3 separate regions of the Mus musculus genome follow, and regions 1 and 3 are each linked to region 2. Evidence: chromatin loops called from intact Hi-C (ENCODE). Cell type or tissue: left cerebral cortex. All regions are shown on one strand. Links, peaks and the distances in the headings refer to the core of each region. The heading gives the core; the rest is flanking DNA. Region 1 overlaps Mapkap1 (mitogen-activated protein kinase associated protein 1). Region 2 holds the start of Pbx3 (pre B cell leukemia homeobox 3). Region 3 overlaps Gm13404 (a long non-coding RNA gene).

Region 1 (10,676 bases), core at 1,483-9,482, 150 kb before region 2:
TTTTTTTTTTTAAGATTTATTTATTTATTTATTTATTGTAAGTACACTGTAGCTGTCCTCAGACACTCCAGAAGAGGGAGTCAGATCTCGTTACGGATGGTTGTGAGCCACCATGTGGTTGCTGGGATTTGAACTCCTGACCTTTGGAAGAGCAGTCGGGTGCTCTTACCCACTGAGCCATCTCACCAGCCCTAGCTTGCAATCTTATGTTCCTTTATTATATTAAACATTGTAAGGAAAACACAAAGGAAGGTAATGTAAGTGCTCTGACTGACAGGGTCTGACCTGGGTTCTGTTTCATTAGCCTAGATGTCTGTTCCCTTGGAGCCCTTCTTCCTCACTCTGTAGCAAGGTCTGCTTTGCCACTGCCTTTTGTGAGCTCAATTCTCTCCATGAGTTCTGGATGAATGAGCACAGTGTTGGAGGTGGGTAGAAGCAGGCAGATGAGGCAGGTCCCTTTCTTATACTACCACCTGGCTTGGTCACTGCTAGCAAGGAGCACTTCTCTAGATGCTGGGCACCATTTGAGATCCAGCTCTTCATCTGGTTTTGGACATCAGACAAAAAGCATCCTGGGGCTATATTTTCAGCTAGTAGTAGTTACCTAGAAGGCATACAGTTCTGGGTTTGACATCTAGCACTATACAAATCAGGCATGTTGTGGATTAAGAGTTCAAAGTTCCTTTGGCTACTTACCAAGTTCCAGGCCAGCCTTATATAAAAAAGAACCCGTTTCAAGAAACAATCAACTTCTCCTGCTTTTCCTACCCACTTCCTCCCTCCTCCTTCCCATCTACTACTTCTTCCCACGGTTCTAGTATGTCCACCTATACTCAGAGCTTCTTCAAAAGTAGTTAAGGTAAGCGGTTGCGGTTCAGGGAACACACCCAGTCTGTCTTAAATCAATCAGAAGCAACAGGTAGTTTAGAAGTTGATCCACCCATGGGCTGGGAAGGCAAGGTGTGTTTCCTTAGCAGTTTCTAATTTTCAAATTAGTAGAGAACTCTAGTCTCCCTCAAACAGCAGCTCTATGTCTTGGGATATGTCTTTGGCTTACTGGATTTGGGGGAGACTGAGGCTTCACTTACAAGGCGTATTAGAAGGCATCCAACTCCACATTCATTTCCACAGAACATTTTTTCCAGCAGGGATCCACTTAAGTTTTTTTTTTTTTCTTCAAATAAATGAAGTCTATTTTACTACTGATAATCTCTGGTTTACTCAATAGGTTTATTTCTTTTCATTTCTGTCTGATGAGGGAAGAAAATGATAAAAATAGAATGTAAATAATTATAAAATCTAATAATTCATAATTTATGCAGAATAAAATGAAAGGAACTTAAAATTAAATCTCTCTTCCACCTAATATTAATCTGCATAGTATCATTTTCTTAGGTTCATAGGCCCCTCCTTCCAGGAGTAACTATTAAATTTATAAGCTGAGTTTTAAAAGTTAAGAATTTTATTTTAGCTGGGTGTGGTAGCACATGCCTTTAGTCCCAGCACTCAGGAGGCAGAGGCAGTCGAATTTCTGAGTTCAAGGCCAGCCTGGTCTACAAAGTGAGTTCCAGAATAGCCAGAGCTATACAGAGAAACCCTGTCTCAAGAAAAAAAGAAGATTTTTATTTTAGCTCAGTGAAAATCATAGACACATACAAGAATCATATATATGTATATGGAGACCTATATGTGGTTAGATTAAAAGAAAAATTAATGTATAAATATGTTCATATCACTCTACACACACTATATACATATATGTATATATATCTCTGTGTGTATATATATATTATCTCTGTGTATATATATATATTATCTCTGTGTATATATATATATATATATTATAAATAAGCATATGCTTAGATCATCACCAATTCTCATTCCATGGCTTTCTCACTCCACCCAGCTGGCCCTCATTGGACAGAAGTAAAAGAAAAGCAGCCTGTTAGAAAGAAGCAGCGGCTGACAAACAAACCCTAGCCATGCCTACTACCTCTGCAATGCCTATGGCAACCAATACCCTAATGGAGCATTGCTACGAAAACCACACGACACATAGCCTTCACAGGAGGTCTGGCAATGTTTGGGATAAGCTGGTGAGATGTGGGGGCTTCACATTGCAGCAGCTAGAGCTATTTAACACTAATGGAGAAGAAAGGTCAAATTCATTATGCAAACTTTGCTAAACAGAAAGATGGTGTGAGAACACAGAGCACACAAGGTACTTTACTGGAGCCGGCTGACCCCTAAAAAAGGTGCATCCTTTGGTGTTGGAATCATGGGTGCCCAGGTATCACTCAGGAGGAGGGCCCACCTTTTTTGCAGCCCAATCAGCAAAAGCAGGAACCATAGCTACCCTGGCTTATGGGATGGGAGAAGGTGACCAGAGGACCAGCTCTGCTCTGGATACAGAAGTTTCAGTTTTACAATAGAAAAGTCCTGGGCAAAACAGTAGCAACAAGTATGATGGGACAAAGCAAATAAGAATTTTCTAGTAGAGAATACTTACATTTGAAGACTACATTATAAATCAATTAAAACAATGTGCTGGTAATTAAAAATCCCATTCATTCTTTAAAAGGAAAATAATATGGCAATGACATTTCCATGAAAGTGAAAAATCAAGAGTCAAGTTGACAAGTAAAACAATTAAACTCTCACTAAACCCAACGTCAATTTATTTTTAGCAAAAAACTGGTATCAAGATTGTAAAATTTACCTCAAAGCCCTGACTCCACAGTGACACACCTCCTCCAAAAAGGCCACATCTCCCAGTAGTGCCACTCCCTGGGCCAAGCATATTCAAATCACCATACTATCGTTTACTTGTATTTAATGACATACTTTAGGTTTATAAAAATGAGAAATTTATAGCTAATACATTATAGAATTTTATAGCCAAAGTTTTATATTTGTATGTATTCAAGTAGTCCTATATTAAAAACCAATTTGGAGAAAGTAAGGCTGAACAATGAGCCTAAGTTTATGAAAATTTTGTACTTATGTTTAAGATTATTTCTGTTATCTGGAGTTAATAGGAGATAAAATAAGATAAGCAAAATTGCCAAGGTCACACGGCAAGTTGCTAGTAAGACTTGAACCCAAGTCCGCCAAGGTTCACAGCCTGTGCTTGATCTCATTGGGAGGTAAAAGTGAGCTTCCTGTACTCAAAGTGCAGTACAGTCGTGAAGGCTACGCAAGATAGGACACAGTGCTTGCCACCGGTCCCACTGGCAGCCCCAGACCTGAAGACTCACCTATAGCTTCTCCACAAAGTTCTCCACTGGGTGCTGAGGGCACAGAAACTTACTTTTCTGTCCAGCCTTCAGGGAGCTTATACAAGGTCTTGCCTTTTGCATTATCCTATCTAATGATACTGCTATTGTTTCAGTCTGGTATTCTGGCTCTTGCTGTCTATGTGTCTCTCTCCCATGATGTTTCTTAGCCATCTCCAAGGAAGTCTACTCCTACAAACTCTAATTAGAAATTCTACCATGCCTCAATGTCTGTCCACCACCTGCCCACATCCAGTGACAATTACTTCCATTAGGCCTTTTCAGGCAGTAAAATACTAACTAGGGGACAGGGAGGCAGAAAAATGTACTGAAGCAAACTTAGCAATTCAAGAACAATCTAGGGGCTGTGTAGGTGCCAGAGGTCCAGAGGATCCAGCTCTCCCTCTCTAAGGGCTGTTTTAATAAATCACAACAGGAACAGCAGCTAGCACAAAAGGTAACGCTTACCCACACCAGACATAGTTCCAAGCTTTCTATCTAATACCTACTACTGACCTGCAAGGTTGATAGCATTTATCACCATGTAACTAAGCCAGAAAAACTTATGGAATCCACCAGGATCAAACACATCAGTAAGGACAAGGTCAGGCTGGGAGCAGACTGGCTCCAAGGCCTTGATGACCTTTCCTGAATTGAGTAGTGGCTTGAAGGTCAGCCCTCAAAGAATGGGATCTCCCTGACAGGTAAGACCACACCAGTAGCCCTCCCTGACCATCACCCTTCATATGACATAGAGTCACGTGTAGGCTTGGGAACAGTGTTGTGCAGCCTTGGTTCTCACAGCTCCACATTGATCATAATAAAAACAGGGGCACGCCTTTAATCCCAGCACTCGGGAGGCAGAGGCAGTCGAATTTCTGAGTTCGAGGCCAGCCTGGTCTACAGAGTGAGTTCCAGGACAGCCAGGGCTACACAGAGAAACCCTGTCTCAAAGAAAAAAAAAAAAGGCAGTTTTCACAGTTGGCTCCTTAGTTTACTACTTACTGTCAAGCCTATTTTCCTAACACCTTCAGCTCAGGGTTTTTCCTGCTAGAGGAGACAGAGGTGGGAGGAAGAAAGGAAGGAAACAAAAAGGAGGAGCTAAGCTCTTCTCCCTTTGCTGACACAAACAAGACATGTCTCTGAAGACTCCTAACTAAAGGTCTCCCAGGCTTAGAATGTGGACCAGATAGGCAGGTGGGAGGCCACTCAGCCCAATACACACACAGAGTAAATAGTCTGCACTATTTCATCAGACACCTGAGAAAAAAGGCAGTTTCTTGATGCTTTTCTTCTAAGTTGGTACATCTTTCAGAAGGCTGCTTGAAAATGAAGTCAGAATTTGGGCTGAGGAATAAGTCAGTAGTGGAACACTCACCTCACATATTGTCCTGAGTTCAGGTCTCAGCACAAATATTAATTTGTACGCACTGACTAACAACCCTGCTTACTTAAAGGCAATGACCCTAAGAAGTACTTCAACAGGACACAGGAATCCAGAAGACTGTCGTTACTTAAGAAAATCCAAACCCAGCAGATAGCCCAGTACTCTGTGCACCTCATGTGTTCATGCTTAGGTGCTTAACACATTTATGGTTTTGGTCTTGTTGTTTTTCGTTTTTTTAACAACTGTGTTCTTATTAGGTAGTGATCTTCATGAGAAAATAAGATTTTTCTCTGCCTAGAAGATGTCTCCATCTAGATTTCTGGCACAAAGTAACTATAGATTACAGGAATTAAGAGTATTGAAACACGTAACACTATTACAGTGTTAGGCAAATATAATGTAACACACAAATGAAATTGTAATTGCTATATCCTTGGAAATGGTTACAGGAATCAGACAGCCTGAGGAGCTGTTCCATGTGTGAAATGCCTGCCGCTGGACACAGTGGTGCACATCTGGGGTGGGGGTGAGGACATGGACCAACACAGGCAGATCCTGAGAGCTCTCTGGCCAGCCTACCTAGACAAAAAATTTTAAGGGCCAGGTTTTTTGAGATATTGTCTAAGCCTAAGGTGGAAAAGCAACTGAAAAAGGTACTGGCCTCTGGTTTCACCTGTGTATGTATGCATGGGTCCATGTGAGGGTTATCTCAGTTTTATTAGGAAGGCAGAATCACTTCATAACTTTTAAATTATTTTAAAAACTATGTAATTTAAAATTATTCTAGGTGTTCTGTAAAGCTGTTGTTTTTGCACCTCAGAAATGAAAATGGGAGGGAAAATAATGCTCTTTTGTAGATCAAATCTGACTTGAGAGCAGACATGAGGCAGCCACTGGTGAGGCTGGAGAGGCTGCTCCCAGCTCACCCCTGGCACCTGAGTCTATTCCTGCTCAAGGGGAGAAAGACCTAGAATTCTCACACATCGCATGCTGCACAATCCAATCTTCCTAAGTCTCAGACAAAGGAGTCTGTCTGAAAGGGACAGGAGGAGCTCCTTCAGCGCAATCTCTCATGAGGACTACGAGAGTTTGCTGGTTTCAAACAGCAGGGGGTGCCAAAGGGATCACTATTAATCCCAGGAGATAGCCAGGAGAGGGAGATTAGAGGTGTAGGTTAGCCTCACTTAGGTTAGGCTCACCCGCAGCTGCACGGGTCCCACCTGCAGGCCTTAGCATTCCTCAATGGAAAGTGGAAGCAACAATTCAGAGCTGAATGAGCTGCTGCTGCAGATGATGCGCAGACATCTTAGCAACACCACTGTCTGCTACAAATAGTGCAGACTCCTGAGGCAGCAATACTTAGACTCATTGCTGCTCTGAATCAACAGGCTTTAAGAGCGATGGTTGGAACCCCTCTTGGGTCTTGTTAGGCAATCTATTAATAAAGGTAGATATAACATTACATATAGAGTTATTTAATGATCTGTTGATTTTCAATATAAGAGAGTCTTTTTATATTCCAATGAATTTTATTTTATGTACGTACACATACTTTTCTGAGAATGATGTTTTAAGGCTTTCCCAGATTGACAGAAGCACAGAGCAGGCAGAGTCTAATGGAAGGCAACAGAGGAAAAACAAAGAGAGTCTGAACCAGTTGGAGAGAAAAGTATTTTAAGTCACAATAGAAAAATGGCCACAATATGCATTTTCATTTAGGCTGGTGTCCTTGATTAGAAAGGGGCAAACCCAGATACTCCTTCCCAGGCTCCTAGTCACCACTGCTCACAGAGGTGACATCTGTAGACATGCTGTTCCCAGATCTATCACAGGCTGCACATGTCCTGCACATGTCCTAGGTACAGAAGCACAAAACAGCAATGCACATGTTCCCAAATTGTTCTGCAAGTAACCAGGTGAGCAGATGTTCCAGGTAACACACATAATTCCCCTGATAAACAAGGCTAGAAGGTCAGGTGACACACCAAGGAAGTACTCACATTCGAACAAAGAGCGACTCTTTGGAGGTCAGACCAGGAGAGGAGTATTTTTCAACCAGGGCCAAAGTACTGAAGCCAAACTTATGAATGGGCTCATTGGAATCCAGTGGCGGAAAATCCGTGTCGACCTCCCCATCATCCTCAGCAATATGCAGGCAGTAGGCACTGACATTGTCACTGAAAACAAAACCATAAAGGCAAGTGAGTGCTGCAGGAAGGGACATGTAACCAGACAGTATGGCCCAGCCAGCACATCAACCCTGCTGTTCTCTACCCTCAGTCCAGGATATGCTGAGCATCCCTAACACTTGTTAAAAAGACAAAAGTATCTTTTTCACACGTGTCATTTCTCTAACATTCACTGGACACTTATTAGAGATAAGACCTAGAACTAAGTCCTTGAGATGAAAAGTGAGATTTAATGTTGGCTCAAAGGAAGCTCATAATACAGAGGGGGAGTAAGCACTCCAGTACAGCACTACAGAATACACTGGCAAACAAAGGGAAAGGACTGCTGGAGAGGCCCTGATGCACACCCAGGGAAGCCTGGTAACTAAGACTAGCCGCAGACTTCCTTCCTTAAAAAGTAGCTGCTTCTTTGGGTAAGATCTGATTCCAAACACCATAGAACCTTAGCTGAATAAAAGCAAATGGCATGATTTACCCTGGTGCTCATACCTGGTCCTTGGACCACTTCTGGACACGTTCTGTTTCTCTATCATGTCCAGCCAGAAGTCTTGACCTTTTAGAATCAACAAACACCTTTCCCCTTGAGGGACAATAAAAAGGCAATTTATACATACTGATAGGACACTAACACAATTTACAAGTTAAAATTAGGGCTAGCTATAGTTGGTAGAGTGCTCATCGAGTATGTATAAAGTCCTGTGTCTAATCCTCAGCACTGCATAAATCAGATGTGGAGGATTTTAATCCCAGCACTTAGAAGGTAGAGGTAGAAGGATGACAAGTTCAAGGTTATCCTTGGCTACATAGCTAGCAGGCCTGGGATACACAAGACCTGTGACTGTGTAAATAAATGAATGCTGAAACCACTGGTGTGCTCCAGAGAGGGCTGGGAAATCACAAGCCTGCTAGCATGAAGGCAGGCAGCTTCAGAAGTATAATCTAATAGTTCAAAAGGCAGGAGAACTCTAAATTCTGCAGCTCAAATTTGGAATTTTAATTATGTGATTGATGCTTTAATTAATTAATTCCAAAGTGTATGCTAATTGTTTAATTGGTTGCTTGATCTATATAGATCATTTTTTGAATTAAATGAGTTGATTTACAAAGTTTATTGATTGGATGTGACAATGAATTATTGCACTGACTACCTGATTTGCAATTTTCCCAGTTAATTCACAATCTTTAGCTGCAACTCTGTGTACCGAGAGAGCCTAATTCAGGGAATCTACACTCAGTGTTTCTGTCAAGGCTGGGAAGTATTTATTGTATAAAACAGGTAATAGGGACAGATGAAAATTAATGGAAACATAAATCTGCTAAGTGGATTGATAACTTTACATTGTCACTTTACATTACATGTGTTTGCAATGTTGGTAAGAAAAAAGTTCCTGTCTGAGTGTGGGAACTCCTAGATTTTTACAGCAATCTGTCTATCACAAAGTGTGTGCAGAAATAGATGCTCTTTAGAGGCAAAAATGGCATGGGAGACCCAAGTTAAATTATCAGCTCCATGGCTCTTGGGCTACATGAGTTCAGAATAAGCATCAATAGTCCTATTTTCCATTTCTACATCCATAACAAGGTCCTAATGTCCTAATTCAGGATTAGATTCAGTGATGTATATAGATCCTATAGCAAGCACACAGAATCTAAAGATGAGATGACTATAGTAAGGTCAGATGGGAACCAGCTTAACGATGTACAGAGTAGCAACAGGGCAGCTCATTCTGGGCAGGTCTCTCTCTGAGTTTAATGGGGCTGCTATGCTGCAGTCTTGGGGCTGCTGTAGCTCTAGGGTTTTATAAGCAGGGCAGATGGGATAGGACAAGCAAGAGACAGCACAGATTATTTTTTGCCATGCAAATCAATCTGAGAGATGTCTGATTCCCCAATACCACAGAAGTTCAAGGTATCAAGGCAGAAAGCCCAATGCTAATATCAGAAGAATCCTGCTTTGATTGTCATGGGACACTCCTGAGTCCCCACAAAAACAAATTCAATGAATACCAGAAGCTAAGGTCTGAGAGTAAACCAAAGGGTATGGCTCACCAATCCTGAAATACAAACTAGCAAGTAACTCATTCAAAAGTATCTACACTGTGTTTACTCTGTCCATCCTAAGGAGGACTCCTCTTGTATGGCACAAGTGAGGGCATGAGCAGAGTTTAGCAGCAAACAAGGTTCTAAGCCTTCAACTAAAAATCTAAGGAGATCGTAACTAAACATTCCACTCTACTACCCGCTGGTTGGTTCCCTTGTGCCTCCACAAAGAAATCATCCTCTGACAGAAGTTACTGTTGTTTTCTCTCTTGTGGAGCTGCTTAGGATGCCTCCTGAAGAGCTCCTAAGGCACAACAATGTCACTAGCGATACACACTGGGCATTGTGTACCACACTCTGGGTAAACTGGCTTTGACACAGCCACCAAGAAAAATTTCATATCTCACAGTAGGATCAGTCAGTGTTTCTATTTTAAATACTAGGAAACTGAGGCTGACTGAGGCAAAGTGGCTTGTTTAACATTGGATGGCACATAAATTTCAGAGCTGACATTCAAACCCAGGCAACCAAGAATCCCTTGACCCCCACCAGTCCTGGGGCCAAAGCCATGCTGTCAAGATTTCTCAAGGTGATTAGTTGGTGTCTGAGAAGGAACCATGACACGTTAATTTTTGTTGTTCTTTTTAATGAGGAACTTGGAGAGATTTATGTGACCCTCCTCACATCTACAACTGGGGAAAGGAGACACAGAGAAGGAAGCCTGTGATGAGCTGGTTCATAGACATAGAGGGTGGAGAGGACTAAGGCTTTGTCACCTCTGTTCCGCAACTCATTGATCAAAGCAGAAACTGGTGGTATTTTGAAATGGGAGGGGAAAGAAAGCAGCTGTGGTCCCTGCTAAAGGCGTCTACAGATCCCACAGGCCCTCTCTTGGGGCTCCATCTGAATGGCCGACACCTGCTCTTCATGATGACTAACCAAATCTCTCTGAGCTCCACCTTGCCCGAGAATGGGTTTTTTGATTTCTGTACAATCATTTGATCTCTGTCAGAATCCAAGTACATCTACTTTCTGGCATCTGGTCACTATTTCTAACCTTCTGTGGCCGCACAGCTCCTTTTCCCTACTCATGCATCTACACTCCCAAAGAACATGCGCTCTTCATGCTTACTGAAGAGGAAAAGGGCTGGCACTTAGAAGTACTTAACAAATATTTGTTAAATGAGCAAGTACATGAATAAGTAGATGGACTCACTCTGAACAAAAGTAAGATAATATAAATGAGGTATGTGTTAACTAGAAGAGGGGTGAAGCTATCAGCTGATCTTGTAGGGAGCTCTGGGCATTATACACGCCAGAGACCGCAGCTTCAGATAAGGGAGAAAGCAGCACAAGTCAAGGTGAAAGGATATTTTTTCAGGCAGGGTCTCAAGCAACCCAGGCTGGCCTTAAACTTTCGATATAGCCAAAGCTGGGCTTAAGCTCCCACCTCTCCTTGCTTCTGCAACCAGAGTGCTGACATTGCAAGCACATGTACCACCACGCATGGATTCTTAAGTAGAGGACGGCACTTCAAGATATGAGTACCAACATCCCATTTTTTTGATGGATTAAAAACAGTATAATGATTGCAACTATATAAACAATTGAGTAGTGTTCACAAAGACTATAAACTGTACAAAGGGTCTTCAAAGGCTATGGAAACATTTGTCATGTGGAGTTTTTCTTTCTACCTTCTGTACTTTCCAAATGTCCTATTCTCCTTTTCATTTTCTTATAAGAGAGTTAGGAAAAGTCTGCAGCAAGTTACCTTCCTAACCTCCA
Region 2 (10,676 bases), core at 1,406-9,405:
CATGTAAAAAGCTAAGCATGCTTGTGAATTCCTACAGCCATAGCGGCAGTGTGTGTGGGAAAAGATCTCTGGAGCTTGCTGACCATCAGCTTAGCTCCAGGTTCTGTGAGAGGCCCTGCCTAAAAGGGATAAGGTGGTGAGCAACAATTCAGGACACACTACATTTTACTTTGGACTTTATATGGGTATATATGGGTATGGGCTAGAATACCTGAAGAAACTTGATATCCATATACCACACATATATGCACAAATAAAAGGAAAAAAAAAAAAGGGTGGTGGTGGTTCTGGAGATATGGCTCAGCAATTAAGAGCACTTGCTGCTCTTCCGGAGGTCCTGAGTTCAATTCCCAGTAACCACATGGTGGCTCACAGCCATCTGTAATGGGATCCAATGTTCTCTTCTGGTGTGTGAAGACAGCTACAGTATATTCATACAGATAAAATAAACAAATAACTTAAAAAACAACAACATATTTTTTTTCTTAGCCAGCTAAGTTCTATTTTTTCTTCCTTAAACCAAGCCAGTTACATATTGAAGTCACATCTTAAAACACTTTGCCCTTAATACTACTTTGTCACTGTTAATGTTACAAGAATGTCCACTTGCCAAAAGTAAATTACATTTTCCTTGACTTTTAAAGTAATCACTACTTTAGAAACAGTAAAGAGAGACTCAGGCACTTAGGGAGGGTCTAGTCTATTAATCTGTGAAGGCATGACTATGACTTACATTACTGAACAGAGGTAAGGCAACCTCAGGTATGGGGGTCTGGGGTGTAGCTCAGGTGGTGGATGGCTTGCTTAGCAGGCAGGATGCCTGGATTTCACCCCTAACAGAGCATAAACCATTAGCATTCTGGAGGTTAAATGCAGGAAGAGCAGAAGCTCAAGGCCATCCTTAGGTACATAGTGAATCAAGCCGGCCCAGGGTATACGCAAGATCTTGGGTTAAAACAAACAAACAAACAAACAAACAAACAAACAGCCAGCAACAGTGAGAGAGAGAGAGAGAGAGAGAGAGAGAGAGAGAGAGAAGAGAAGAGAAGAGAAGAGAAGAGAAGAGAAGAGAAGAGAAGAGAAGAGAAGAGAAGAGAAGAGAAAGGAGAGAGGTGACTACAGCAGTAGCTCAGTGGTTAAGAATCATGGTTGCTCTTCCAAAAGACCCTGGTTTGATTCTCAGGATCTACATGCCATATTAAAGCTGCCTGTAACTCCAGTCCCAAGGGAATCTGCCACCCTCTTCTGTCCTCCATGGACACCTGGCTCACAGATGGTCTAACAGATGTACATGTAGACAAAACACCTATACACATAAAAAATAAAAAATATCTTTACAAAATACACTTTATCTCGACCGCAATTGCCAGTGAGCCTGTGAAGGAAACCCTGCTAGGACCTACTGGCTTTTCTCACTTATCATCATCATAATAATAACCAAATGGGAAGCCTCCTAAGCTAAAGGTCTGTCTGATCTCACTGCAGAAATATCAGGATTCCATTCCTCCAAATGACCACAGATTTAGAGGTGTGTGCCGTAACCTAGCTGCAGATGTCAAGCATTTAACAAGTTTGTTTTATTCCTAATTGCTGGCATTTGCTTAAGTGCTTCCTTAATTCTAATTTATGTTTTTATGTTCTACTTTGTTTACATAGCCCATAGTTCCCAATTGTCTTTATTTGCTTAAGTGTTTCTTTAATTTTATTTACATTTTTATATACGTTGCTTTGCTTACATAACTCATTGTTTGGAGCAGGCTAGGAATAACCATAAATCCCCATTGCTAATTAGCCTCATCCTCATGACTGATTAGTCAAGATTATGAGCCTAGAAGGAGGGCAGGAAGGAGGCCTAATAGTGACTCACAGGATCATTGAATTTCAGAGCTGGAAGGAATCTTAGAGCTTGCAGCATCTTTCAGATAAAATTCTGCGAATTTTACATCTCCCTTGCTCTCTCATTCCTTTATACCAAAAAAAAAAAAAAAAAAAAAAGCACGAAAGGATTTGGTGACAGTTTGAAAAACAAGTTTAGAGTAGAGAAAATCCAATCAATGATGGCTGTAACTCATAATGAGTACTTGAAGAATCAGCAACTTGACACACACAAGAGCAGAGAATATTAATGAACTCAAAGGAGGCTCTTTGGACTTAAGCAAGGTAGATTGTCTGGAACTCCTTCCCCAGCAGCTGTGCAGTTGGTAAGCCTTGTAGCTTGCCTGGCCTGTGAGTTTGGCTGTTAGCTTTGCAGTGGGGAGTATTTAAAATCACACTCAACATACGAAGGAAAGAACCTGGAACTGAGTAGCCTGCTTTATTCCAAGACTCCATCTGGCATTTAAAGAACTGCTTGTCCTACATTCAACCCTGCAGAGTAACAGCCATTTTTCATCTCCTCACACCTCTATTTTTAGTTTCAGGTAAGATCGCTTATTGAGTCTGAGAAAGGAACGTTTAGAGGTAAGAGCCACCAGTTAAACACTTAACCTAGGGTCATCTCCATGGGTTTAAAATGAGATCATGTTGAATCCTCAGCCTGAGAGATGAGGACAAGATCAGCCTCAAGACTCCACCGGAGGTGTAGGTGCGGATTCCAACACCGTTTAAGTCTTTAGTCTCTCTTGGGCAGAAGTATAATGGATGAAGAGGTGTTACAGGTATGTAAATCTGTTAGGTGAAGTTGACTACAGCCGAAGGGGTCAATTTGTCAGTCCAGTCCATTTCTAAACAAACTTGTCTGTAAGACTATTGTCTCGCTCTCCGCAGGTTCCGCACACCTGCCAGGGTAGTCCCCGGATCTCCAGGACTCGTCGAGTGTGCAAAGCGCAGTTAGCTTAGAAAATAGTCCTGGATTTCACTCTCTCCAGGTGACATGTTTCTGTGACCTTTCCATTTGCTAGCTTTTCAGAGAAGAGCTCTGTCCATGCGAAACCACAGGCTCCCATTCTAACTGGTCACTCCTTGAGGGACAGACAGCGCAAGGCCCTACTGCCAGCGCTAACTCCTTGTGCTGAGTTCGGGTTACCATAGCGACCGTGGGACGGGCAGGGCTTTTAGACCCTTTTCCCGGTCTCAGCCCAGGACTTTCGAACGCTCCAATTGGGACAACCCTTTCTTGGCTCTGTCCCGCCTCGTTCGGCGCTGAGCGCAATGCGATTGGCCCTGTGCTTGAGGCCTTGTGCCCAGAGGGTACCACCTCTTGATATGAAGAGCGGGAAAGTATCCCAGGCACTGTCCGAGGCGTGAAGCTCATCTCATGCAATGGGGGACCACGCTGTCGGCTACGGGTACACTTTATTCGGTCCTATATAACACCTCTAAGTCCCCAACTGCTAATAATAGGGAAGGAGCAGGATCCGGGGACAACACTTTGCTGGCTGGACTGACCGACCATCTGTGGAGTGCCGGCGCGAGTAGCCCATAAGGCTCCCGGGCTGGCTCTCAGGCACCCCACAGCAGAGGCCAGAGGGGACGGGCTGCGTTCTAGGGGCGGGGCCAGTGGCGGCGGCGGGAGGCGCAAAGCCCAATGAGAGAAGGCTCCGCCTCCGGAGGCGGGGCATCCGGGGCGCTCCCCCGCCCTTCAGCTCTCCCTGCCCCTCCCCCCGCGGGCGCCGGGGCCGCAGTGAGTGAGTGGCACTGGCAGCCTGTCAATCCCTCAGCCGAGCGGCCTTCGAGCCCGGTCCACAGCGGCTGCTGACTGGGTGCGCGGCACCGGAGGTGGCGGCGGCGAGTTCTCCCGCCTCATCAATCTGCTGTCCGCCCGGCGTGCGGCCCGCCGGGGCCCTCCACCGGGCTCCGTGTCCCCGCCGCGCCGGCCCGCCCGCTCCCAAACTTTCCTCCTCCGCCCCTCTCGCTCCCCGCGGCCCGCCCGTCGGCCTCCTTCTCCTCCTCCTCCGCAGCCCGCCGCCGCCGCCGCCGCTCCCTCCCTCGGGGCCGCCGGTGCTCCGATCCCGCCCGGTTGAGGCGGCGGCGGCGGCGGCAGGCGGCTGAGGGAGGGGACCGTTCTGGCTGGCGCGGGCGGCGGCGGCCGCGGCGTCCCGGCAACTCGGCTGGCGCTGAGGACCAAGTTGTGCGGGGCCGCCCGGCGCGGCGAGGGGCGCTGAGGAGGCAGCGCGGCGGCCGCGTGAGGGCAGCGGGCACCACCGCCTCCGCCTCCGCCGGCGAGCGCGCCGCTTCCGCCCGCCGCTGTCCTCAGTCTCCTCCGCGGCGGAAGCCGGAGCCGGACGCCGGTCCGCGTCCCCTCAGTCGCGGGCCGCGCCGGGCCAGGCCGCCCCCTCCCGCGCGGGCGGGGAGCGCGCGGCCGCCTCCCCCTCCCCCTCCCCCTCTTTCTTCTCCTCCCTCGCCGCCGCCGCCGCTGCCGCCGCCGCCGCCTCAGCCTTCGCCTCCGCCGCCGCCGCCCGCTCCCGCCCGCGCGCGGCGGGATGGACGATCAATCCAGGATGCTGCAGACTCTGGCCGGGGTGAACCTGGCCGGCCACTCGGTCCAGGGGGGTATGGCTCTGCCGCCTCCCCCTCACGGCCACGAAGGGGCGGACGGCGACGGCAGGAAGCAGGACATCGGCGACATCCTCCACCAGATCATGACCATCACCGACCAGAGCTTGGACGAGGCGCAAGCAAAGTTGGTGTCGTCTCATTAAGCATCTTTTGTGTGTGTACGGGAGCCGGGCTCGGGTCCCGGCTGGCTCCCGGGACCCGGGCCTCAGTTGCGGGCGGGAACTTTCTCCGCCCGCCGGGCACTTGCTGTGTCCCCCATCGCGCGGGCAAAGTTGCTCGCCGGGCTCGGGACAAACTCGATCATTGCTTCGTCCGTGCCCTGCTGCCCGCCCCCCTCCCCAGATTTAAACCTCCCGCTCGGACCCCAGCGCGCTCCGCGTCCCAGCCGGGTCCGTGGCCGCACCGCAGGGAAGTGCAACTTTCTCCGCCTGCCCAGACTCCGGGCACCCACTCCCCTCGGCCCAGTCCGGGGTGACCGGCTGCTTCCCCGCACAACCCTGTGCGGGAGCGCCAAGTTCTCTAGAGGGAGGGCCGCTTGGCAAACTTTGCGGAGCTGTCACCCGCTGATTATTAGCCGCCCGCTGGCCGCTGCGCCCGCTCCTCTTGTGGAGCTTGGGCGTTGGGGTTCCCTCCGCTCCGGTCTGGTCCCTTGGGTCCCGCCGCGGCCCCCGGAGCGGAGCCTCATGCACGGGTCACTCCTGTGTACGCCGAGGCTTCTGTCGAGCCAGCAGATGGGTCACGCTGCTATCGGGCTGGAGCTCTCAGCCGCTAGAGCTTGCCGCCAGTTGCGAACTAGTAAACTTGAGTTTTTGTTGACTTCCCGTGGTTCAAAGGAGCTTTTCCAAACTGGGGGCCGGTTTTAAATCTTGGGTCTAACTTAAAGGAAGGCGCCATATTATTCCAATAGGTGATGCTAATACCTTTGTGTTTTGCTATTTGTTTTTTAGGAAACATGCTCTGAACTGTCACAGAATGAAACCGGCGCTCTTCAGCGTCTTGTGTGAGATCAAAGAGAAAACAGGTAAGACTCTGCTGCTCACAGTGGGCCTGGAGACCCCCGAGGTGGGGTCAGATCTACTCCTTCGACTCTCCAGTTGAGAGCTGCTGCTTTTGGGCACCGCCATCTTTGATCATTCTTTGCTTCCCACCTCCTGATCTTGAGAAAAAAAAAACAAACCTGCAATAAATCTGGAGTCTATTTCTCAATTCTGCTTTGGTACTAAATGAAGTGTATATGAGAATGGAGCTGGGTCGCAGTTCCCTAGGAGGTAGTCCCTGGTTTCAGTCGGGGAGGGGGCTCTAGCTAGTTGCCCTCTCCTATCTCTTTTTGCCTGTGTAGCATTTTTTAAAAGGAGCGGTGGGAGACTGGATGCCAGGGACCGGTTCCCCTGGAGAGGCGTCACTAGAACTTTGTTTTACTTAGACAGTTTTAAGCTTCGGTTCTACTGGTAGAAGTCACAACCGAACACACCTCAGTAATACCCTGGACTTGGTGCTTTAGGTGGGAAGATTTTTAGGAATCCAGGAAGGAAAATCATGTGCTTAGGCATATACAATGTATCATGCCTATTAGTACTTCTATTATAGCCTCCGTCTTACAACTGCTACACTTGTAAAACTGAGCTTCAATGTATAAAGAAAGATGTCCACAGATCCTGATGAAACAAACATTCTGAAGTTCAGGGCAGGAGTAGGATAGGTTTGCAGAAGTGCTAGAATGAAAATTGCTGATACAGAGTAGGGAAAATTTTTGACAGTTCCTTATAGTTTAACTTTCTTGTCAGACTTTTTCTATTTAAGGTATTTTTACTCTTGACTTAAGGGTAAAGCTAAAGTGCATATATATACATATGTTTTACATGTTTTAGTTTGTGTTTAGTTATCTTTCCTGTATATGGTTAAAAAAAAAAACAACCCTCCATCAGTCAAGCTTTACCATTGATTGATTTATTTGTGGTTGTATGTGTTGGGTTGTATTGCTTTTTAAAGTTGCCCCTTTGTAAATTGAGGCAAAGAAGAAAAACAATCAAGTCCAGTATATTGCATTTTCCAACTAAGGCTGTTTTAATGTTTCAATGTTTGGCTGTCTTTGAGTTGATTTTACAAATAATAATATACTGCCTAGGACTGTTAGGCAGGAAGTTAAGTTATACTCTATTTAAACAGGTACTATTCATATTCCTAAAAGTAAGCCAGGGAAGATGATGGTTTATTGCTTTCTCTTAATGTATGTATGCTAAACCAGAGTTATTAGTAAATATTGAGAGCTTAAAGAAATAACCTTATTTGCTTTTCATTCATGCCATGATTTTTTTTAATGATTGTTTTTTGTTTTTTGGTGATACACTTTACATTTTGAAAACCAAGTCGTTTTAAATTATTGACTTATTATATATTGATTTTAACCACCTTTTGAGCACCTTATGATTTAAGATGTTAGATGATTTTAATCTAACTATAAAGATGTCCAGCATTGAACCTTGAAGGCTTTAATTTGGGTGAATAAAAGTATATACTCTTAGGACATTTATGTTGCTTAATTTCTAAGGGTTTTCTTGCTATCAGGGCTCCACTCCAGTTCGTGCTGACAGCTAAGCACTGGAATATTGACTGTGTTGTGAATATTAAGATTGATTCAATTTTATATGGCACTATATTACTAAAGAGAGGGAATTGATGCTCTTCTCTAGCAAGAACACCCTTCTTTATGATTTGTATTTATTTTCTGTCCCTTTATAGTTTTGGTCTAACCACACAGAACTACACAGCATTTCATGTTTGAACACTTATCAGCAGGAGAAATTCAATTAAGAAGTGTTAGTCTTCCAGTTGCTTATTTGCACAGGACTTAGTTACACCATTCTGAAAGGAAAGCGTAGTCAACGACATGTCAAAGGTGAGTTAGGAAAAGAAACAAGTCTTTTCAGAGTCTGGGATTATGGTCAGAGAGAGCTTTGGTAGGGCTATTGCTATTTAACAACCAGGAGAGAGCAGACAAAAGAAATTTCTGTGTTTTGAAAATTGTTTCTTGGGCTTTCAGTGATAACTTGTAAATTAGATCCTCTTTTTGTGCGTTGACCTGCGACCTAAGTTTGCAGGTTATCTTTTTTATAAAAAGCCAGCAGCCGACAGTGAAGGCGGCTGTCTGGGCAGAGGCATCCTCTTGCCTGCCTCTCTGAGCTCGAGAGGGATGGGATTTAAGTACTGAGTGATTGATGGGGTGAAGCTCTCTCTCTCTTCTCCTTTCTCCCCTACTATCCATAGCTCTGCCTCATGCTCTAAACCCAGTCTTAGAAGGAGACAGGATCGCTAGACTCAGCCCTCAATTTGAAATAAAACAGCTGTGTAGACATTAGTGTTACCAAAGCAGAGAAAGCTGGGCAGCACATTCCAGGGCCTATCCCTTGCCTGCTTTTGCAGCCCTGCTTTAGAGACATTATGAACTTAGAAAATAAGTGTTAGGGAATATGTGTATGCTACTTAATACTTTCTCTTTAAATAATTTTATTAATCTATTATCATAATACATAAGGATTAATTACCCACAGAAAGTTCATCTAGTCATTTGTGAATATAAATCAGGAATATTATGTGATGACTCTATTCTGCATAGTGAAGGGGAGGGAGGGGGCTGACAAGTTGTGAACTAAAGGGGTGGTGGGTGGGAACTGCCACTGTCAGTGGACAGTGTGATTTTAGTTTTGGTTTTCTTTTAAAATAAGACAAAATCATTAAAAAAAAAAAATCATGTCTTTGTAGAACTGCTGGTAGATTTTGAGGTTTCTGATCAGACGGTGAATACTGCCAGTTTTGATGCACACAAGGGACTTAGTTTGGAAAACATTTTATTTCTTCCCTACCAAATATGAAAAGGCATTTTTTCCCCCTTTGACAGATAAATGGGCAATCTGCCACAATTATATTATTTTCTTGTTCAGAAGTAAGGAAACTATACTTTTACTATAAGATGATTGTTTTTTTAAAAAACAGTATATTCTGTTATAAAATTTATTGTGCAGTTATTTTGGGGCAGAAAGGTTTTTCATTGTTGAGTTGTGACATTTATACATTTTAGAGGCAACTAAAGTTACACACTTTAAAATCGAGATATGTGTCTGTTTTAAACTATGTAAGCAAGGAAGATCGTAGTTGACGGGCTACGGTTTTCTTTAGGATGATAACAAAATCATGTTACCACCCTTTGCTTATTAAATATCTCTGATGAAGTAAGGACCCATACTTCTGTTGGTATACTCACTGAACTATTTGTGTCTACTTTAATCTTGTCTGTGAAGTGTTTCCTTTGTGAAACAATATACCTTCAAAAATAAAGGAAACATTTTTTCAAGGAAAATATTTTTAATGTGTACAAATATAGCAATTTATTATATGATCGAAATACTGATATTGTGAAAAAATTGTGTATATTAAAAAAATCAACATAACCTTTCCTTTTACAATGCTAGGTTAAAATACACATTGTTGATAGCTGCCAACCAAGCTCTGATTTATTGCCACCACAAACCCTAAATAGTGTTCATTTACTAGTAATGTCTAATGGCAGACGTGATGGTTTGCCAGATTTGTAGGCTTTGTGAGGCTTATAAGCAGGACTGACTTGGGAAGATCATAAAACTTAATGAACTTCTCTACTGCAGGAGGTGTCCGCAGGGGAAGAGAAAGGCCTGCTTGGCTGGTTGGGCTGGTTGAAGGATTTTTTATGTTTCAAGAAAAGAAAATGACTATTATAAATGCTGTACTTTTAAAAGAATCCATCTTGAGAAAGTCATAGGAATTTTAGATATCAGAACTAGGAAAGAATGTAGTTTATAAATGAGTTTTATACTCATTTAGTATATGAAATGTTTTAACCTTTTACCTTTATGGCTAAAAGTGTGAGTAGTTTTCAGGAGGACAGGGTAGGTACTCTTAGTTTAACCCTTCCATTTAATTTGCACCCTACATTTTTAGTGTTTCATTTGCATCTTTTTCTGGCCTCTTTTTTTTTTTTTAAGACTTCCATGTAAAATTTTGCTACCTTTTTTATTGTTACAGTGCTGTGTTATTCTTTTAATTTTCAATGTATAAAAATCAGATCAGTCATTAAGTAAACATTTAGCAAAGAAATATGAAAATTGTTGTTTCTGAGTCTAAATGGTTCTGTATTTACTATATATTTTAAATTGATCTTGTATTATATCCAGTATAGTTACCATTTGCTCCAAAGTTTTGAAAGCAATTGCATTATACATATATGTATAATGTTTCTGTTTTGATGAGTGAATTTTCCAGCTTTTAAGAGCTACTTATTATAGACAACAGCAACAATACCACATTCCCACATATATACATACATGTATACATACAATATGTATATATGGCAACAATAATAGATACACATATATGGAAAGAAGAGAATTTTAAACATTGTTTACCTTCAATAATGGCAACAGTTGGCCAATCTTATTTTCTCTATTACTCCTGCTTTCTCAGAATTTTTGTGATTTGAATAGTAATGGGCCTTTATTAGTTCAAATTTTATACCAATTTTAGGAATACATTATGGTCTGTTTATATTGGGAATATTAAGTGATTAACCAGGAAAAACACAAAGTCAGTGTATGTTAGGAAGGTCATAAATTATATTGCTTTATCAATATATTTTTCTTAAAGCCATTTAAGAGTATTTTGTCAATTTTTTAGATTTTTTAGATTTGTGATGCTTACTGGAGGTTTTGTAGGAGGTTTTGAAGGATGTAAAAGACTGACATTTGTCTGATTTTATTTTATTTCCTCTTTCATTCTTAAACAATAATACACTCAATCTGTTGGTAGAAAACCTGGACAAATTGTCATTGCCAAGCTGTTTTAGAACTGTCTGGCTTGAAGTATCATGCAGATATACCTTTAAAATGGGAGGATCTTTAAATATATTCAATAAAAAATATATTTTAACACAAATAGTGAAACTGTTGTCAGTATTAACTTGATCTATGCAAGTAATTCTTTTTCACCTGAGTTTTAGTGAGCTTCATTATAGGTTTGCGTGGTTTTGATATTTTATCTGGGGACGTAACTATGCAATTTTTATTAATTTATATAACTTTATTCCAAATTATAAGTGTATTAGTTCACTGATAATGGAGGCACTGACTTGCCCCCCAACACACAAATCCACC
Region 3 (10,676 bases), core at 1,045-9,044, 400 kb after region 2:
AGGGTGGTGGAAGCCAGGCGCAGTGGGGAGGGTTGGCTGCCATTGAGGCGGCCAAGCAGAGCCTCTGCGGACCCACTTGCCCCTAAATCACGAGGCCCCATGAATAATAAATAAGAACCCTTGGATCCTTAATAGTAGTCGCATGTCTTATTAAACTAATATTTCACAAACTTTATTCTCCCTGTGGTTTGAGGTCGGGAACAAAGCCGTTGGGGGCGGGGGTGCCGAGGGCCTGGGAGGGGCCTGGGGCCCAGCAGCAGGCGCCACTCAGTCAGTTCCCCCCTGTTCAACCTGGAGGGTCACAGGTAGCCTGTTTGTCCTTTCGGCATTCAGCCATGGTGACCAGTGACCGCGGGCCTCCACGGAGCCAGGACACAGCATAGGACAGACAGCAGCGCCACAGCTCCTCTGTGGGAGGGAGGCAGACAGCTTAGAGCACCCAGTGCTGGGGCACAGTAGGTGGCTGAGCTGGGGTAGGGGTGGAATTGGGGGTAGGGGGTGCTGGCTGCACTGACTGCAAGGAAAGGAGATTCAGCAAGCCGAGAGAAGGAGCCTACTATGTGCCGGGGGACCACCAAGCTGGGCTGTGGGATCCAAAACAGAGAGACCCATACACCTGCTGTGACGCTTGCCTGCCTCTGCCATCAGCCAGGTAGCCTTGGGAAGACAAGGAGCAAGTGAGTCCCTGAAGTGCCCCTGACATGTTGGAAAACAGGAAGGGATCTGGAGACTCCTGTGAGCCCTGGAGTGATGTCTACCTCCATGCTTCCTCATCCCACGCCGCAGCCCGCTCACAGGTCCCTGTTGCTCACCCTGATGCCTGTCCCTCTTCCAGCTCCACAAGTCTCCAGGCTCTGTATACGGCCTCAGCTCACCTCCTCCATACCCTCAGGCCCCTTGTCCTTTCTCAGCCCAGGCTTGTGTCCTCCCTGCATCTGCCTGGTACCAAGTGCCTCCAGACCCAACACTAGGATGCAGCAAACACCGACGACCCAGGAATGCCTGTTCTCCAGCATCCTGAACGCTAGATCTACCCTGAGACCTCACAAACGGCCTCTCTCCCAGTTGACTGGCCTGAGTCCCCACTCCACAGCGGACAGGACTACATTTCTCCCAGGCCTTCCAGCTACATAGATCTACCCACTTCCTCACATCCCTATGGGATGTAGGCCCCACCCATCCTTAACTGATTGAGGTACTGTCTCTGCTTAGGGTCCAAAGGCTTCATAGCCCATCCACTTCCCAGCGGATAACACCAGCCCTGTAAGATATCAGTGCCTGTTAACAGTTGCCTGGGACCGTCCTTTATAAGATGTACATGATGTGTAGCCATGACTTCGTACCACAGATATCTGTAAAATGGGGAGACAAAATGTTAATTAGCTGCTGGGATCAGAAATAGTAGCAGTACTGGTTGAGTTTAGTAGCTCAATGAAGAATAGAAGGAATGTTCTAGAAGCCCCTAACAGAGAGCCATGGTGATCCCAGGAGAGCAGTTGCTAAGAAGAGCCCATACCGGATAGGCCTGCACCCTGCCTTCCAGCATGAAGGAAGGCTGAGGCGTGAAGCCAAAAAGTGATGAGAAGTCTCTAGGAACAGACTTCCACAAAGGGACACAAGCAAGGGAAACTACCGACATGGTGGCCTAGGCCACTTGACGTCTCCTTATTGTGGGAAGGTCCCACAGGTTCAGGCTAGGAAAGAACATGAGGGTGTTGACCTAGGGTGGCCCAGAACCAGGGCGCAGAGCCATGTGACGATCACGGTAGGCTCTGGAACATGAGTCCCGGACATGAAGGAGAAACCTCGGCTACTCAAGAATATAGGAAAGGAAGTGTGGGAGGGGTCCTGAGAGCAGACAAATACTGCAGTTTTCTCTGGTGCTAGGCACCCTGCACATAGAAGACACTGGGGCCCCGTGCACAGTCACCTGATCAGCAGGCAGCAGGGTCAAGATACCACCCAGGGGGACGCAGATCGGGTGTACTTCTCAGGTCAGCCTGCAGACTGTGCTTGATATTCTTTTCCAGCCAGAAAAGACGGCAGACAGGAAGAGAGGCAGCAAGTGACCCTTGTCCAAGAAGTCCCAAGCAGGGGCGGACCAAAGTGAGCGCTATTGATCCAGAAAGAAGGAACAGTATCCCCATCCCTGGCTCTGCCCAAGACAGGGCGATGCGCCAGACCCAGACCGGAAGCATTGTCAACAGCAGCCAAGTGGGGCAGCTACCTGTCAATCAGAGCGTGGGGGCGGGAGTGGGCAGCGAGAGGAGGGAGAGGCTAAACTGGGGACGAAGGGAAATTGTAAAAGAAAGAAAAAAATAAAAAAGGTCATTTTCAGAATTAGATTTTCTCAAGAGTAGTAATGAGTTCTTCAGCCCTGGAGATAACCAAGTTAAAGCTGGTGGATTTGGTGTGTGGAGGTGTGGGATTGGGGAGGCTGGTGCACTAGAGACTCCAATCTAGGCCCCGGTGGCCTTCCTTCCAACCTTGAAAGCATCATCACGTAATGTTTCTATCCCTAGGAGTGATTCTCTCCCCTGTGTAAGTCCAGGCCCAAATCAAACCTCACCTCTGGGAGGTGCCCCTCTGAGGCGGTTCAGTCTGCTACTCTCATGGCTTCTCCCTGCTTTATGTGTGGCTAACTGGACATTCTGTCCACTCATTAGAGTTATTGTCACATGACGTGCTCACATGACTCCATCAGAAAGAACCCCGCTATCACTGACCCATGCACCCCAAGGCCTGGCACTGGGTCCCAAGTGCACTGAGCTAGCTGCGTGGTTCTGTCTCTCACCTGGGTGGATCAGTTGTCCTCATCAAGAGGAAGTGACCTGTTTAAGGTTACACAGCTGGGCCCAGGAGAGAGGTGGGATCCAAAGCCTGCCTGGAGGGTACACAGTCCGGGTGTCTCGGGGCATTCACAGTTAGACCACAGCACCGACCCTGTGTACAGTCCTCTCGAGGAGTGGCTGGCCTTAATTGCTCGTCTTCCCTCTTTGTTTCTGCCCTTGCTGTCCTCACCCTGTGCAGCCTCGGGCCTCTTCCGTCCCCCTCTCCTTTGCCCTGTTTGTCTCTCATTCCTCTCCCACCCCATGTTTTCCTCCGTGTCTCCTGCCCCCACTGTTTCTCTTCCCCAGTCTTTCCACTCTGCCTTCTTTGTATTTCTCTTCCCTTTCCCACCAGCTCCCGCCGCCCGCCTGGACCCCACAGAGCCATGTCTCTGCTTCCCCTTGTCCTCTGGAGGCGCACATCACCAAAGCATCCTTTGTCTTTCCAGCTTACTGGGCCTCTCCCCCTTTCCTCCATTTATGAGCTGGTGTGTTAGTGGACAGGGTATAAGGTGGAAGTCACTCACTAGTGACCCATCCTCACGATCACCTCATTATTTATCACCAGGGACACCGGTGTTTCCATAAATTACCCCGACCTGGAGCTGCCCGCGCCAGAATCGATAGTGCCGCTTGCCTAATACCCAATCATTAATAACCATGGGGGGAAGGGTGGCTAGACATAGCCAGACATGCCACTCTGGGCCCTCGCCTGGCAGGGGGAGGGAGAAAGCTGGAAGGGAACTGTGATCTGCCTGCACAGGATAAGAGATGGGACCAAGAGAAGGAGCTAGTGGCATCCCCAGGTCTTCCCAAAGCCTGGGACACCGAATCTAAGACCTAGTCCCCTGGGGGGACAGGCAGAACTCTGTCTTGGGCACCACTAAGTGAAGATAGAACACACTGACATCAGCTCTGAGGGACTAGAGGACCCAGGACCCTAGTGATAAGAGTGACTTTTCTCAGTGAGGAGCTGGGGTGGTCCCTGCTGCATGCCATCTAAAGGCTGTCAGCCTACTATGTGTACTCAGAGTGCCCGCTGCATGCCATCTGAAGGCTGTCAGCCTACTATGTGTACTCAGAGTGCCTTAGGTGAAGCTCTGTTGCCACAGTCTCCATGGCTGGAGGAAGGAGGCTCAGAGAAAGACGTAGGGGAGGTTGAAACGCAGCATCTGAAGTGGGGTGCAACCAGTGAGGCCCCAGCTCCAGGCTCTGAGGGTCAGAATTAGAACAGCTATGTATGGAGGAGAAGGTCCTAGGCAGGGGGAAAGAGAGCCCCAAGAGTCCCTGGCCTTGATGTTAACACAGCCTCAAGCTGTCCTCTCCTCTCTCACAGAACCACTTACCCTACAGGTGCACATCAGAACCACAATGCTTTTACATACAAACACTGTCTCCCCTGAACGTTCTTAGATCATATAGTTATACAGATTCAGAGACACAAAGACAGACCACCATTAAAAACACCCATGGGGGCACAGACGCTACATACAGAAAACTAAGCATGCATGCATACCTATGCACACAGACCCCTGCAGAATCTACTATCTATAGTTACACGCTCCCTCACATACCTCCCAACTCATGCACTCTTTTGTGCACCCAGCATGCACACTGCACAGCAGCCTCAGAAGGCATCTTGCAGGAGCTGGCTGCCCTGTGCCTCCCAGAGCCCAGGTGGTGCCAACACTGCCACCTTGTGGCCATAAGTGCACAGTGCACCAGCTACAAGCCTGAACCACCAGGTTGGTGGTGGTGGTGGAGGAGGAGGGGGAAGAGACTGGTAAGAGGCAGCACCCAGGCCTCTCCCCATGTACTTGGCCTCTGCTCTCTATCTAGAGGAACCCAGCTGTTGCTGGGCCATTTCAAAGTGAGACTGGGTATAGCCTTGGAGCCACAGTGACTAGGGTGTACACCCAGCCTCAACCCGCCTTGGTCCGTGTTTCTGCTCCCAGTGATTAGTGCCAAGTGGAAGGTGGGTGACCCCCACCCCACCCCCATGCTAGCCTAGACTATGCTAAGGCATTTAAAGCCTCAAATTCACTCTGAACCTCACTATTCATTTACTCATTATATTGACAGGTGAGGCAGTCTGTGCTCAGGTACAGTGCTGGGATAATGCCACAATGAGCACTGCAGATAGGTCCCTGTCCTAAAATGCCACCGCTCAATGGAAGGGATGGAACCTCGGGTCTGTAGTAGTCAACCCTCAGAAATTGCCTACAGCATAACTTCAGAACTTGAGTGCTGGCAATTTCCTGATTTACCCTAATGATAAGTATGTCATGTGTCCTAAGAAAGGCCAGTGGAGCCTCGCTCGAGGAGGGATTCACCATAGAAGGCTTCCTGGAGAGGGTGTCTGAGTAGCACATGCAAAGGCGCTGAGGTGAGAAAAGGTTTGCATGTGAAGATCAAAGTGTGCCTAGAGCCAAGAACCAACCAGCAGAGGGTATGCGAAGATGAAAGGATGGGGGACCTGGACCATGCAGGCTGGGCCTGAAACACCAAATTGGGAGCTTTGAAAAGCCCAGGCCAAGTGCACAGTGGCAGAGTCACATGACTTCAGGCTCACAGTAACGGCAGTTACTGAGAAATGATTGCTCACCAATGATTCCCAGGGTCCCTGTGCTCCAGGCTGGTGACCCGTGCACAATAGCTGGGGACAACTTCACCATGAGAGATCAGTTTTATGGAGTACTATGCAGCCACTAAAACCAACAGTAGTACTGTTCATTTATTGATGTGGAATTATGGATAAGCTTTGTTAAACAAAGACCCCAAGGCAGTGTTCATGAGCCTGGCACTTATAAGCTCAGCTACTGGGAAACTGCAGCAGGAGATCTTTTGAGCACAGGGGTTCAAGGTTATCTGGCACAACACAGCAAGGTCTCAGATCCTAAGATAAAACAACTCCCCTTCTAACTATAGAACTCATAGATTCTCATTCTGTAATATATACTTCCCCCTACACCTTTTTCCTTTCCTTCTTGCTCTGTGCATGGTGTCCATGTGAATGTGGGTGTGCACACATGTGTGTAAGTCAGATGTTTAGAAGTTGGTTCCCTTACAAAGTTGAAACAGGTTCTCCCACTTCTGCTGTACTGAGTGATCCAGGCTCATATAGTTATACAGACTCAGAGACACAAAGACAGACCACCATTAAAAACACCCGTGGGGGCACAGATGCTATATACAGAAAACTGAGCATGCATGCGTACCTATGCACACAGACCCCTCCAGAATCTATCTATAGTTACACACGCCCTCACATACCTCCCAATCCATGCACTCTTTTGTGCACCCAGCGTGCACACTACACAGCAGCCTCTGAAGGCATCTTGCAGAAGCTGGCTGGCCTTAGAATTTCTGGCTGATTCTTTTGCCTGCACTTTCTATCCCACCATAGACATTCTGGGATTGCAGATGCCTACCAGATTATCCAGATTTTCCCATGAGTTCTGGGGTTGAACTTGGGGCTCAGGGTTAGCAGCCTGAGGCCATATTCTCAACCATACCATATTTCCTTGATCCTAATAGGTGTGTGTGTTTTAGGATGCACACTGTACATGGACATAGATGTTTAATACACCTTGGAACTTGGCAGTTAACCCTGGGGTTCACCTTGCAATCCATTACTCTAGAATCAAGGGGAAAAGCCTCATGTACATACTACATTCAAGCCTATGAAAATTTCCAGGAAGACATAAGCCACAACATCAAAAACTTACTCATCATGGCTGGGGCTGGGGCTCAGTTGGTAAACTGTTTCCCCAATAACCATGAAGCCCCAGGTTTGATCCCTAGAACCTATTGAAAAAGGGGTAAAGGTGCCTGCCTGTAATCACAATACCTGGGAGCTGAAGACAGGAGGATCAGAAGTTCAAGGTTATCTTTAGCTATATAGTAAGTTTGAGACCCATCCGGGCTACATGAAACCTGTCTCAAAAACAAGACAAACAAAAATATATTACTGTAAGATGATTTTTTTGGCTTTCTTTTTAAAGAAAGTGTGCTTTATAGGTTTTTACAAACTAAGAACACATTGTTTTATAACCAGAAAGAAAAATACTTCCTATTTCTATATTGTAAAGCAAAAGTTCAGATCGAAAACTAAGAAGCCAAATCTCCTTATACCCATTAGATGGAAGGATTGTCAAACAGGGCCTCAGACATGAACTGCCAGAGCCCTTAAATTCAGCAACTGGCAAGGCTAGCCTCTTAAGACAGGAAGGATTTGGGTGAGTGGAGACCAGAAGTGGGCATATCAGGAAGAAGACACAGCCTAAACGGTGGCCTGGGGACCTGATACAGTCCCCAAGGGAGATGGCTTAAGCTGAGAACAGGCAGAGGGTAGTGAAGATGACAGTTAGCATGGGGATATTGACTGACATTACTGAGACTTTCCAAGAATGGGAACTGTTCAGAGTGTTCCATAAGCCATCCTTTATTGTAACCAGCAAAACTGTCGTTCACTGTAGCCATCCTTTATTGTTTCCAGCTAAACTGTCCTTCACTGCAACTCATATGTGGACATCTTTACTCCAACTTCTCAGGATGGGACTGTTATCACACACAGTTCTTTAAAATAGGAATGACTTCAGAATAAGGGGTAGTTTATTAGGGGTAGTTCCTAATCCAGTATCACTGTATTGATATGAAAAAGAAGTGAGGACATATGCAGAAGTGGGCTGTGGGAGACATCAAAAGGAGGTAATAGCTAGTCATGGCCAGATGGAGAGGCCTCAGGAGGAATTGACTACCCTGACCCTCTCATCTCAGACCATCAGCCTTCAGAACATTGAAACACAAATATCTGATTGAATCCACTTGTGTGGTCCATTGTCATGACAAACTAGCTTACTAGCAGCAGGTTCAGATCCTGTAGCTGTGGCAGTGGATATGCTGGCTCTGGGCCAGGAAAGGCCTTGAAAGGCAAGTTCATGGTTTAGGCTTAAAGTGGTTAGGCATTAGGAAGACACCGTATGTGTGTGTGTGCGTGTGAGTGTGCGTGTGTGCTCGTGCGTTCTTATGTGTTGAGGTCAGAGGACAACTAGAAGGAGTCAGTTCTCGCCTTGCACTTTCTGGATCCTGAGATCAAACTCAAGTCAGCAAGCTTTCTTGCTGGACCTCTGCTTGGGAGGTCTCAGAGGGCCCTGGAGGTCACCTGGGTTTGTGAGGAGTGGGTTATGTTTCTCACCCATCCACACCAGCCTGTAGGCTCCTGATGGGCCAACCTTGTGTTGCAGGTCAGCCAGGTTGGGCTGGAGGAACTGGAGGTCTCAGAAAGCACCTTTCTTTGCTGAGCCACCTGGCTGGCTTGCCATCTTGTTTACTGAGACAAGGCCTCTCATTAGCCTAGAGCTCACTAAGTAGGTGTTTCAGTCACTGTCCTGTTGCTGTGAAGAGATTATAACTGAGGAAACTCTTACAAGAGAAAGCATTTAATTGGGGACTGGCTTACAGTCAGAGACTTAGTCTATTATAATTATGGTGGGGATTGTGGTGATGTGTGTGTCATTGGAGCATATGAGCCAATGGGGTCCATTCTTATCCCAACCACCACAGTGGGTTACACTGGCTGGCCAGTGAGTCCCAGCAACTCCTGTCTTCATCTCCCCTGTGTTGTCATGGCAAGTGCTGTGGCCATGTCTGAACTCAGGGAGCCATGCCTGTGCAGCCAGCGTTTAGTGACTGAGTCCTCTTTCAGCGCAATCACTGGATTTTTTTGAGGCTAAGCGACAGCATCAGACTTGTGTTCCAGGACAGTCCCCCTGGTGCAGGACAGAAGGAAGGGTGGAGGGTGGAGAGCAGGCAGTGCAGCAGGAACTACAGGGCTGGGGTGTGGTGAGTTAGCCCAACCCAGGGCAGCACACCAGGGATGCTGTGTGATGATTACTGCTGGCCTCACTCCTCCTCTGGCAAACTGAGGCCACAACCCTAAGGTCCTCAGTCTCACACTGCTGTGTAAGGGACTTGCAGGGTGCTCTATCTGCAGGACATGTGGCTGTAGTTGTGCCAGACCCGGTCACCAGCTCCCATCACATGTTGGATTGGGTTTGGCTACTCAAAGCTTCCATCAAAGACATGGGTCCTTAGTGATTGCTGAATGAATAAATAAATGGCTGGATGAATTAATGAATGAGAGAACTGATGAATGAGTGAATTAACAAATAGGTGCATGCATCAGTGAATGGAGGAGTAAATTAATGTTAGGTAAGATATTTTAAAAAAGAGCATGAAAAAGGAAAAAGGCAAGTGGAACTTAACATTAAATACAAGGAATCACAGGTTTTGGGGTTCTACTTGAGCTATGAGTTTGAGTTGCTCCACAAATGAGCAGCAAAGGAAAAACCAAAGAAGGCAAATGGGCTGAACCCTGCTTGGAAGTAATAGGTGCCTATCATAGCCTTTCATTAATCAGCCAAGTAGCAACTCTGCAGAACCCAGAAGGCGAGGTTGGCCCTCAAATGTGCTCAGACTGGAGTCCATGAGTGACAGCTATGTCACCTTCAGTGTCCTAGGTCACCTACACAGGTTTAGTTTTATCAGCTGCATAGTGGGGGTGAGGGTGCAAGGACTGTGGTGGGACCATAAGGTGATGTGTGTACAGTCCCCGCCACTGGACCTCTGCATGGGAGGTCTCAGAGGGCCCTGGAGGTCACCTGGGTTTGTGAGGAGTGGGTTATGTTTCTCACCCATCCACACCAGCCTGTGGGCTCTTGATGGGCAAACTTTGTGTTGCAGGTCAGCCAGGTTGGGCTGGAGGAACTGGAGGTCTCAGCAGTCAGGTGCTTGTGGGAAACTGGCTCGCTATGGAGGTGCCCACACCAAGGAGTGGGTGAGGTGTCTGGATACCAGCCAAAAAGCCGTGGTTTCAGAAACTGGGCAGAGCCAGCTGGGCCCACAGGAAGCTAAGAGAATGGGGTCTGGGATGGAATTCCTGAATTGAAAGAACACCTACAATATGCTCCCATCTAACAGCTGGGGAAACTAAGGCTGAGAACATTACACCAAGTGAAGGTTTTGAGCCCAGACCTCCCTGACTCTCAAATGATGTGCTTGGTCCATCACTGGGGATGGACCCTCATCTTTGAGGAGGAGAAAGAGGGGGCATTAAGCAGGGAGCAGGGCGCTCACAGGACAGGGGCTTGTTGTCTGGACAGTGCCGTTGTCCTTGGCCTCATGTTCCTCACTTGCCTGGTTCCCTCAGAGCCTCCGATGACTGTCCACTCTGGACTCACCACCCAGAGCAGCCTGTCCCGCAGGAAAGCAAAGAAAAAGCAAGATCCCCCGCAGCCTCGTCAGCCAGGTGCTTATGGCTGAGGACGGAGACAGCCGAGGGCCCTCAAACACTGCACCCTAAAAGGAAGAAGCATTAGGACTGCCAGTGACCCCCAGATGTCCCACCTTCTGCTTGAGACCAGAGTCACTCCATAGGAGGGAAATAGTCACTTTCCAGTCCTCTGAGACCCAGGTGCAAGACTGGAGCTTCTGACTTCGGACTGTGCTTGGCTCTCATGCTCTTTGTGTGAGTATACAGACATGTGGAGGGGTATGTGTGTGTGTGTGTGTGTGTGTGTGTGTGTGTGTTTAAGTGCATGTGAGTGTGTTGCAGCCAGAATTTGGCATCAGGCATTCTCCTCCCTTCATGGACTCTCACTGAACTCAGAGCTCACTGACCAGCCAGATGTCCCTGGCCAGCAAATTCCAGAGAGCCTCCTGTCTTCACCTCCTGAGTGCTCAGACTGCATGACTCTGCATGGGCGCTGAGGATCTGAACCCGGGTCCTTCTGCTTGCATGGCAAGCACTTTACTAACTTAGTTGTCTTCCAAGCCCACTGGCCATCA

The links. Hi-C counts contacts between places; a loop is a spot of excess contacts. Peaks named below come from ENCODE experiments on the same cell type or tissue, not always from the same donor. Only the 100,000 strongest peaks of a DNase experiment are listed, where the experiment ranks them.
Region 1: a loop joins it to region 2, with 3 times the contacts of the local background. A loop is called at or near these places in 6 of 42 quality-filtered maps.
Region 3: a loop joins it to region 2, with 2.1 times the contacts of the local background. A loop is called at or near these places in 5 of 42 quality-filtered maps.

The regions. Positions count from the first base shown.
Region 1 is chr2:34,514,836-34,525,511 of GRCm38, reverse strand. Mapkap1 (mitogen-activated protein kinase associated protein 1) reads right to left here. Exons shown (of 12, transcript NM_177345.4): 6 at 6,663-6,839. Among named protein-coding and RNA genes, the nearest start is that of Gm34178, 55 kb to the left of the region's middle. In left cerebral cortex, for the core only: a CTCF peak has its summit at 5,775 (motif pointing right); a DNase peak (open chromatin) is centred at 5,768.
Region 2 is chr2:34,365,666-34,376,341 of GRCm38, reverse strand. It overlaps Pbx3 (pre B cell leukemia homeobox 3), which reads left to right and starts at 4,297. Exons shown (of 9, transcript NM_016768.2): 1 at 4,297-4,621; 2 at 5,445-5,518. The coding sequence starts at 4,422. In left cerebral cortex, for the core only: no CTCF peak of the experiment used is centred there; DNase peaks (open chromatin) are centred at 3,552, 4,082, 4,497, 5,194 and 2 more places; H3K4me3 peaks cover 3,172 bases; H3K27ac peaks cover 1,394 bases.
Region 3 is chr2:33,967,444-33,978,119 of GRCm38, reverse strand. All of the region lies in intron 3 of Gm13404 (a long non-coding RNA gene), which reads right to left. Among named protein-coding and RNA genes, the nearest start is that of Gm39793, 10 kb to the right of the region's middle. In left cerebral cortex, for the core only: a CTCF peak has its summit at 4,533 (motif pointing left); DNase peaks (open chromatin) are centred at 2,176 and 4,525.